Linked DNA regions of Homo sapiens: region 2 is linked to region 1. A link is a loop called in an ENCODE intact Hi-C map of the cell type or tissue named here. Cell type or tissue: CD4-positive, alpha-beta T cell. All regions are shown on one strand. Links, peaks and the distances in the headings refer to the core of each region. The heading gives the core; the rest is flanking DNA. Region 1 holds the start of PIN1 (peptidylprolyl cis/trans isomerase, NIMA-interacting 1). Region 2 holds the start of SHFL (shiftless antiviral inhibitor of ribosomal frameshifting).

What was found. Peaks named below come from ENCODE experiments on the same cell type or tissue, not always from the same donor. Only the 100,000 strongest peaks of a DNase experiment are listed, where the experiment ranks them.
Region 2: it touches region 1 in a loop (2.8-fold over the local background); 4 of 110 quality-filtered maps call a loop at or near these places.

The regions. Positions count from the first base shown.
Region 1 is chr19:9,832,911-9,837,290 of GRCh38, reverse strand. PIN1 (peptidylprolyl cis/trans isomerase, NIMA-interacting 1) reads right to left here and starts at 1,973. Exons shown (of 4, transcript NM_006221.4): 1 at 1,889-1,973. The coding sequence starts at 1,946. PIN1-DT (PIN1 divergent transcript) reads left to right here and starts at 2,276. Exons shown (of 2, transcript NR_183873.1): 1 at 2,276-2,427; 2 at 2,613-3,212. RefSeq lists silencers at 1,682-1,901, 1,932-2,271. In CD4-positive, alpha-beta T cell, for the core only: a CTCF peak has its summit at 1,994; DNase peaks (open chromatin) are centred at 2,110 and 2,470; H3K4me3 peaks cover 1,629 bases; H3K27ac peaks cover 524 bases.
Region 2 is chr19:10,083,536-10,087,915 of GRCh38, reverse strand. It overlaps SHFL (shiftless antiviral inhibitor of ribosomal frameshifting), which reads right to left and starts at 1,599. Exons shown (of 8, transcript NM_018381.4): 1 at 1,468-1,599; 2 at 864-987; 3 at 616-665. The coding sequence starts at 1,488. RefSeq lists silencers at 1,331-1,610, 1,681-1,900. In CD4-positive, alpha-beta T cell, for the core only: no CTCF peak of the experiment used is centred there; DNase peaks (open chromatin) are centred at 815 and 1,665; H3K4me3 peaks cover 2,040 bases; H3K27ac peaks cover 1,860 bases.

The DNA.
Region 1 (4,380 bases), core at 298-4,297:
TCCCAGCTACTCGGGAGGCTGAGGCAGGAGAATCACTTGAACCCGGGAGGCAGAGGTTGCAGTGCGCCAAGATCATGCCACTGCACTCCAGCCTGGGTGACAGAGTGAGATTCTGTCTCAAAACAAACAAACAAACAATAAAAAATAAAAAATAAAAAATTAGCCATGGGTGGGTGGTACACGCCTGTGGTCTCAGCTACTTGAAAGGCTGAGGTGGGAGGATTGCTTAAGCCTGGGAGGCAGAGGCTGCACTGCAGCCTGAGCCACACAGTGAGACCATCTCCAAAAATAATAATAAGAAAGCACTAAATAAGCTCACACATCTACAAAATGCCTAGGACAGAAACTGGCACACATTAAGAGTGGGATAGCCTTTATTATCTCTATTGTATAGATGGCAAAACGGAGACCTCACCTTTTGCATCTCTGGGAATGGCAGCAGTGGGTAACGCTTCCTGAGTGTTTACTCTGTTCCAGGCACACACAGGGGAAGGCAGGAACTGTACTCAGGTACTTCACACCCGAAAGCTCTGCTCTTAGCTACTACACCGTGCATGGTGTTGCAGAGCTAGGAACCAGCATTACTGGTGGCCCGATGTTACCCAGGGAGTGAGGGGTATGAAGGAGTGAAGACTGTGAACAAGAAACTGGAAGTAAAGACCCTACTGGGTGCCACTCCAAAGGCTGACAGTTCGCCTGGGTGACATGGAGTGTCACCCATAAAGGAAGCCATCAGGGTTGAACTGAGCAGAAACAGCAGAAATGGGCCCAGAGCTGGGCAGAGCATCCGGTTTATGCTGGAGGTCCCAGCCACAGGCCAGGGCTAGAGCAGGGTGGGCGAGAGCGCGGGTTCCAGGTGCAAATGCAGCTGAGCTACTGACTCACTCTAAAACCTTGGCAATGGGCTCTAATCTCCCTGCACCTCAGTTTTCTCATCTGAAAAATGGGGAATAGAGAATAAGGAGATCAAACCTCATGGGGTTAATGAGGAGAGTCCATGTATCCAAACAGTTCACCAGAACCTGGCACTCAACCAAGGAGAATTATTATTGCAAATGCGATTGCTATGGGCTCTAGAGGCAGCAGAGTGACTCGGGACCTGCCCACAGATGCTGGGCCTGCTCCTCAGGAGTTTGCAGTGACACGGGGAGGGGGATTTGTAGGCAAACTGCCTAGGTCCTAATCCAACCCCCGGCCCCTGAAATGAATGATCTTGGACGAGTTCCTTCAGTTTTCTGACCTCAGTTTCCTTGCTGGTAAGGTGGAAGTAATAACTACCTGGCTCCCAGAGTTGCGGCAATTCAGAGAGAACTTAAAGCGCTTGACACAGAGAAAAACATGCCCTGTTACTGGCAATATTATCATTGTGGCTAACCCTTAAATCGGGCCTAAGCACAGGGGCCATCGTCTGGCAGAATGTCACGGGCGATGTCGCAGACTCAGCATTAGGTGTACACAGTAGGGGTGTTAGCAGGGGTAGGTTGTGGACCCGAGGCCGGGCAACACCCTACGCCCTTTGCAGGGTACTGGGGTGTCTCCCTCCCAGGGGTGCCCCCGGGCCCAGCAAGGTGCAGAGACGTCCCCCGGGGTGTCAGGTGCATTAGGCCGAGAGGTATCAGCCGGGCCGGCAGGGCCAGGGCCATCGCCCCGGACTCCCCGGACCCTCACCCGCCCAGCCCCCTGCCTCAGCTTCCTCAGGCTTCCCGGCGGCTCCTGAGGCTCGCAGTCCCCACAACAGGGCGGGCCGGGGCCGTTACCCCGGGGACGACGCGGAAGAGCCAGGACCCCATGGGAGGGAGGCAGCGCTGCCGCCGCGCCCAAGGGGCGAGCTCGAGCCCTGCTTACGCGGGCCCGCGCAGTCCCGCCCCAGCCCCGACCCCCGCGGCACCTGAGCTGCGGCTCATGCGCTTCTCCCAGCCGGGCGGCAGCTTCTCCTCGTCCGCCATCTTCCCTCCTGCCGCAGCGCCTGCTCCGCCTCAGCTGCGCCGCCTGTCGCCCGCGCCCGCCCGCCGCCGCTGCCTATTGGCTAGACGCGCTCTGCAACGGGGCCTGGCGGCGACGCCCATTGGGCTCCCTAACGGTCCGGATTGGCTTTCTGGCCTTCTATTGGGTAGAAGAAAGGCTGGGCGGACCCTCCCACGTTATCCCTGCGCCCCGCCCCCGGCCAGCCTCAGCCTGGCCCCGCCCACTCGCTCTCCTCGGCTCCTGAGTGGTCCGAAGCGACGCGGGCCCGCCCTTCTCAACGCCCTTTAGCGAGCGCCAAAAAACTCCCGACCCCTTCTTGGCGCGCGTCGCCGCAGAGCCCACCCAGGCGGGATAGAGCTTATGGATTGGCTAATGCCGCAGCAACTCCCGCCTGCCTGAGCTGTTCCCGGAGGTCCGCAAGCCCCCAGCCCTCCCATGCGGAAGAGTCTGGCTGGTGCAGAGGTAACGGCGGTCCAGGAGGTACTTGGGCGGGGCGGTGCTGCCTCTGCTGTTGCCATAGCAATGCAGTTGCCTTGGAGATGAGCACCTAAGTACCCGATGCTTAAATTTGGCTCCTCCATCCTCCCTCTTCCCACCTGTTTCCCACAGATGTCCAAAGCTAACCCAGCCTCTTTTATTTTTTGCAGGGCTCAACTTTTCCCTAGGCTCTGGACCCAAAGGCCTTCCACGTCCTTTGGAACCTGCTTACTTCCTTTATTCCCTCGCAGTCTGGCTCCTTCCTCCATCCTGGGTGACCAGTGGGTGCCGACATTGACATTCATATAAGAACACGGAGGAGGTGCAGGTGGGAGGAGATGGGCTCAGTTTTAGCCAACTTAAAATAGAGTCTGCAGAGCCCGTGGGACACAGGGGAGGTATTTGGGGACCCAGAGTTGGGGAACTGTGGGTAGATATGGGAGTTGAAGACACTGACAGCAAAGGGTGCAACTACAGTTCACCTAGCATAGAACCCTATGTGACCGTTAAAAAGAATGAGGCTCAGTGAAGTGAACTCATAGGGAAACCTGCCCACAACAAATTAGACGCAGGATGCAGTAGAAGGCTAAGAGAAGTCTGGAGCCAGACTTGGGTTTAAAGCCTGGGACTGACACTTGCTATGCGACCTTGAACTGATTACTTAACGTTACTCTGTACTTCGGTTTCCCAATCTGCAAAGCGGGGATAAGCAATTACATCCTTCTGTTTGATGTGAACATTAAATAAATTAATCCACATAAAGCACTCAAGCCAGGCTCGGTGGCTCACACCTGTAATCCCAGCACTTTGGAAGGCCGAGGTGGGTGGATAACCTGAAGTCAGGAGTTCGAGACCAGCCTGGCCAACATGGTGAAACCCTGTCTTTACTAAAAATACAAAAATTAGCCAGGCGTGATAGTGGGCACCTTTAATTCCAGCTACTCGGGTGGTTGAGACAGGAGAATTACTTGAACCTGGAAGGCGGAGGTTGCAGTGAGCCGAGATCGCACCACTGCACTCCAGCGTAGGTGACAGAGCGAGACTCCATCTCAAAAAACAAAAAAAGTTTAAGTTTTAATAGAACATTTTTTACAAGTATTAGCATAATATTAAAAAGATACTTTTTATAAAGATAATTTTAGACATGGGCAGTTACAAAAACAGTAGGGTTTTCATGTACCCTTCACCCAAACTTCCCTAATATTAGCGTCTTAAATAAACAATAGAACAGAATTCTCAACCAGTAGCGATTTTGTTTCCCAAGGGACATTTGGCAACATCTTGATACATTTTTGGTTGTTACAACACCTTCAGACATTTTGGAACAGGAGATACTACTGGCTACTGGCATTTAGTATTAGATGCCAAGGATGCTGCTAACATCCTTCAAGGCACAGCCCCCACCAAAAGAATTATCCAATCCAAGGGCTGAGTGTGGTGGCTCACACCTGTAATCCAGGGCTTTGGGAGCCCAAGGCAGGAGGATCGCTTGAGCCCAGAGTTGGGGACCAGCCTGGGCAACATGGCAAGACCCTATCTCTACAAAAATAATTCACTGGGTGTGGTGGCACGTGCCTGTAATCCCAGCTACTTGGGAGGCTGAGGTGGGAGGATCTCTTGAGTCTAGGAGTTAAGAGGCTGCAATTAGCCATAATCTTGCCACAGCACTCTAGCCTGGGTGACAGAGGGAGACTCTGTCTCAAAAAATAAATAAATAAATAAAAATAAAAGGCTGGGTGCGGTGGCTCACGCCTGTAATCCCACCACTTTGGGAGGCCAAGGTGGGTGGATCAAGAGGTCAGGAGTTCAAGACCAGCCTGGCCAAGATGGTGAAAACCCATCTCTACTAAAAATACGAAAATTAGGTGTGGTGGCGGGCGCATGTAATCCCAGCTACTCGGGAGGCTGAGGCGGAGAATTGCTTGAACCCCTGGAGTG
Region 2 (4,380 bases), core at 112-4,111, 250 kb before region 1:
TCACCAAAGCTGTCAAAGAAGCAAAGTAGCCATGATGCACCTGTGCTTCAAAGCCATTCATTCATTCATTCATTCATTCATTCATTCATTCATTCAACACAAGGGTTCCATTCCCCTGCCTCTCTCTCCTCCCCAATCCTCTGCTCATCCTAGCCTTTCTAGAGACTGCCACTAACAACCCTTCCCCACCTCCCAGCCTTTGCTTATGCCATTCCCTCCCCCACCCCAAGACCCCTGCCTTTCTTTCCCTTTCCCCTCCCAGGGCTCACTCCTCCCCATCCTTTAAGACTTGGTACCTCCTCCTCCAGTAAGCCTTCTCTGACCTCTGCGCCCCCGCTATGATGGCAATAATCCTGGCTCCTTTCATTGCTTAGTTTCATGGCTCTCTCCCCCATTGAATACAATCAGCACATAATGAGCGCCTACTGTTTGCAGGCTCCCTGGCCGGACAAATGATGGAGAGGTGAAAAAGTGAGATTGGGTGATGAGTTATGGACCGACAATGCCTGGTCCCTCCTGTTTCAGAGGGGGGTCAGTCACCATGAACGGGTCGGGTCCCCCCTCTTGCTCTCCCTCCCGTGACCCGGTCCTTTGCGAGGGGAGGGGATAGGTTACCTGGGCATCCAGATCGTTACTTAGTTCTTGGCCATCTTTTTGCTTTACCCCTGCGGGGGAGAGTGCATATAAGGGAAGGGCCCTTGAAGGGTCTGTGGGAGTTCCAGGCCACCCAGAGCCGCGACGCAGAGCCTCCCCAAGGCTGGGACCTCCGGGGGAGGTGATCTCAACGCCTCTCCCTAGACCACGCCCCCTCGGCGCTCCCACGCGCGGTCCCCGCACCAGGCCCGGGACCCCTGCAGCCTCACCGTACACGATGGAGCGCCCCACTCCCGTGTGGTCGCTGCCGAATTTCCTCATCAGAGCCCCCGCCTTCTTGGAGGATACCTTCCCATGAAACTTCTCCCGGAGGCGCCGGACGCTCTTCTCCAGCTGGGATGGAGACAGGGGGGTTCCGGTGGGGGAAGGGGAAACGGGATCATCCCTCCCCCATCTCTAGGCACCGTTCTCCCGGCCCGAACTTGACCCTTGGTTTTGGCCTCCGCCGCCCCCCCCCCGCCTTTCATCCCTTTACGGCATTTCCTGGAAAAAGCCAAAGTCCCCACAGGGCGTTGGGGGAAGGCGCGGACTGGGGCGAGCGTCCCAGCCTAAGGTGTGGGGGGGCGGCCAGGTTATCTCTGGCCTCTGACCTTTGACCCTGCAGCCCCCGCTTTTCCTCGGGGAGGCCTCATTTCGCTCTGGGGAAACGTGGGAGTCACTTTCCTTTTCAAGGGGGGCGAGCGCCAGGCAGGGGTAAGGATCTGGGGTTCTAGGATGGGGGTCCCCAGGAACTGCGAAGCCCCCTCCGCGCCTCCCGGCCGCTCCTCGGGGTCTGTCGCGGCTGACCCCGGCCCAGCCGTAGCCATCGCTTACCTCCACACCTTCCTGAGACATGGTGGCGGCGGCGCAGTTCCCCGCGAGGGTCCGCACTGCGCGGCTCAGCCGCCCCCCTACCTGGGTGCGCCCGTCGGTCCAGCAGCCGCGCAGGGCAGGGGGCGGTGCCTCGGGGCCGGCTCCGCCCTTCCTCCCCGGCCCCTGTTTCGCTTTCGATTCAGGGGGGACCCGGCGCGCTGGCTCCGCCCTGGCTCCGCCTCTGCTCTTGCGCCCCAAACCCAGGCGGGCGCCCCGGGTCTGCACCCTGCGGCGGAGCGCGCAGACCTCGGACGGGGGAGGCGGCGCGGCCTCTGCAGTCGGTCACATGTCCCCACGCTGCGCGGGGTCCGCGTCTTCACGTCCCTCGTGGGGGCGGGGCCGCATCAGAAGGCCGCGGCGAGGCCCCGCGCCCCCCCACCCAGCGCGCGCTCCCCCAGTTCATCACCCTCCTCTCTGTTCTCCCTCCTTCCCCGGGAATCTGGCGCTCATGAGGACCTGGGCCCTTTTCCTGCCCTGAGTCTCTGTCCTAGCTACGGTCACCTCTCTCAACCTCAGTTTACCCCTCTGTGAAATGGGGAGAATCCTGGTGTCTACACCATGGAGTGGAGTATGTGCCAAGATTCCCGAGTGGATCGCGTAATAGCGCCTGGCTTGCAGTAGGCGTTCAACTAGTCACTGGGCCACCTGCTGTGTGCCCTTGATAGGGGCAGGCAGTGTGTGTGTGGTTGGGGGGAGCGGTGCTTGAGAAAAATACAGATTCTTGGTCTCTAGTAGCCCGGTAGAATCCGGCTGTCTCAGGGATCCAGGGAATCTGCAATGGTTAAGAACCCCGTGGGACGGACAATTCTAACCCAGTACAGGGCACATCAGGGAGCCCTTAGGTGGTGGGGCTCTGGCCCAGCCTGGGGACACAGAGATGGCAACTTCATTGGAGGAGGGGATGCTTTGTAGAGTCACTGAAATTGGAGGTCTTAGCTAGGGGAGGAATAGAGTGGGGAGATGAGGCAGCCGTGCAGAGCCCCCAAAGCAAGACTAAGTCTGGGGTTTTTGGGCAATGGCTTCTCAAGCCCAGCACTCTTGACACTTTGGGCGGCCTAGTTCTTTGTGTGGGGGACTGTCCTGTGTATTGGGGGACATTTAACACCATCCCTGGCCTCCACCCACTAGATGCCAGTGGTTCCCTACTCTCCCTGTTGTGACTACCAAAAACGTCTCCAGAGACTGCCGGATACTCTCTGAGGAGCAAAATAGCATTGTGTTCAACGACTCCAAATTTTTTTCTCCATTGCACACCCCTATAGGTAAAAGTGTTAAAGTTACACCCCCAGATGGATATTTATTCATTTATTTATTTTTTGAGACAAGATCTTGCTCTGTTGCCCAGGCTGGAGTGCAGTGGTTTGATGGTGGCTCACTGCAGCCTCTAACTCCTGGGCTCAAACGATCCTCCTGCCTCAGCCTGCTAAGTAGCTGGGACTACTGGCATATGCCACTATGCCTGGTTAATTTTCTATTTTTTTTGTAGAGACGGGGTCTCACTATGTTGCCCAGGCTGGTCTCAAACTCCTGGCCTCAAAGATGGATATTATTTATAAATTATATACAAATACAATTATATCAATATATTCTGTTAACTGTTATATAAAATATTGATAGATAAATGGAGCTGGGCATGATGGTTCACACCTGTAATGCTAGCACTTTGGGAGGTCAAGGTGGGAGAATCACTGGAGGTCAGGAGTTCAAAACCAGCCTGGGCAACATAGCAAGACCTTGTCTTTAAAAAAAGAAAAAAGAAAAGGAAAAAGTTATTTTTAAAAGACTAAAAAACAAACAATAAAACCCCCCAAATCTAGATATTCTAAAGTTTTTCCAGTTGAACCCCAAAGCTTTGTTTATAGGGTGTATGTACTCCACTCTGGAGACTACTGTATTTGCAAACTACAAGCAGTTCATGATTCCTTGTGGCTGAATGGTGGAATCCTAGGCAGGATGGGGGCTGGAAACTGCACAGAAGACCTGGGATTTTATCCTGAGGGAAGTGGCGAGGTTTGGAGTGGATCGCCTGTCATAGTTGCCAGTTACTAATCTATTTGCCCAGTGCAGAGGGAGGTCATAGCTATGTCCCATTCACTGGCCGAGATGGGCACTGAGTGGGCAGGAAACAGGTAAGAGTCTGAGCTAGCCCTGACATAAATCAGATCTGGTAGGTTTTTTGTTTTTTGATTTTTTTTTTTAGCGCAGAATATGCAGACCAAAGGTCTGTTAGGTTATAATCACCGTGGCAACCACATAGAGCGTGTACTCTGTTCCCAATGCTGTTCCAGGCACTGTGGACATGACAGCAAACAAAACAAAGATCCCTGCCCTCGTAGAGCTAGCATTTTTTTAAATTTGTTTTAAGAGACGGGGTCTCACTCTGTCACCCAGGCTGGCGTGCAGTGGCACAATCATAGCTCCGCTGCAGCCTCAACCTCCTGAGCTCAAGCAATCCTCCGGCCTTGGCCTTCTGAGTAGCTGGGACTGCAGGTATGTGCCACCACATCCGGCTAATTTGTTTGTTATTTTGTTGTTGTTTTGTTTGGGTTTTGTTTTTGTTTTGAGACAGAGTCTTGCTCTGTCACCCAGGTTGCAGTGCAGTGGCACGATCTCGGCTCGCTGCAACCTCTGCCTCCCGGGTTCAGGCAATTCTCCTGCCTCAGCCTCCCGAGTAGTTGGGACTACATGCATGTGCCACCACTCCCGGCTAATTTTTATACTTTTTTGTAGAGCTGGGGGCGGGGGGGTCTCACTATGTTGCCCAGGCTGGTCTTGAACCCCTGGGCTTAAGTGATCCTGTTGCCTTGGCCTCCCAAAATGCTGGGATTTCAGGTGTGAGTCACTGCACCTGGTCCATCCTTATGATTTCATGTG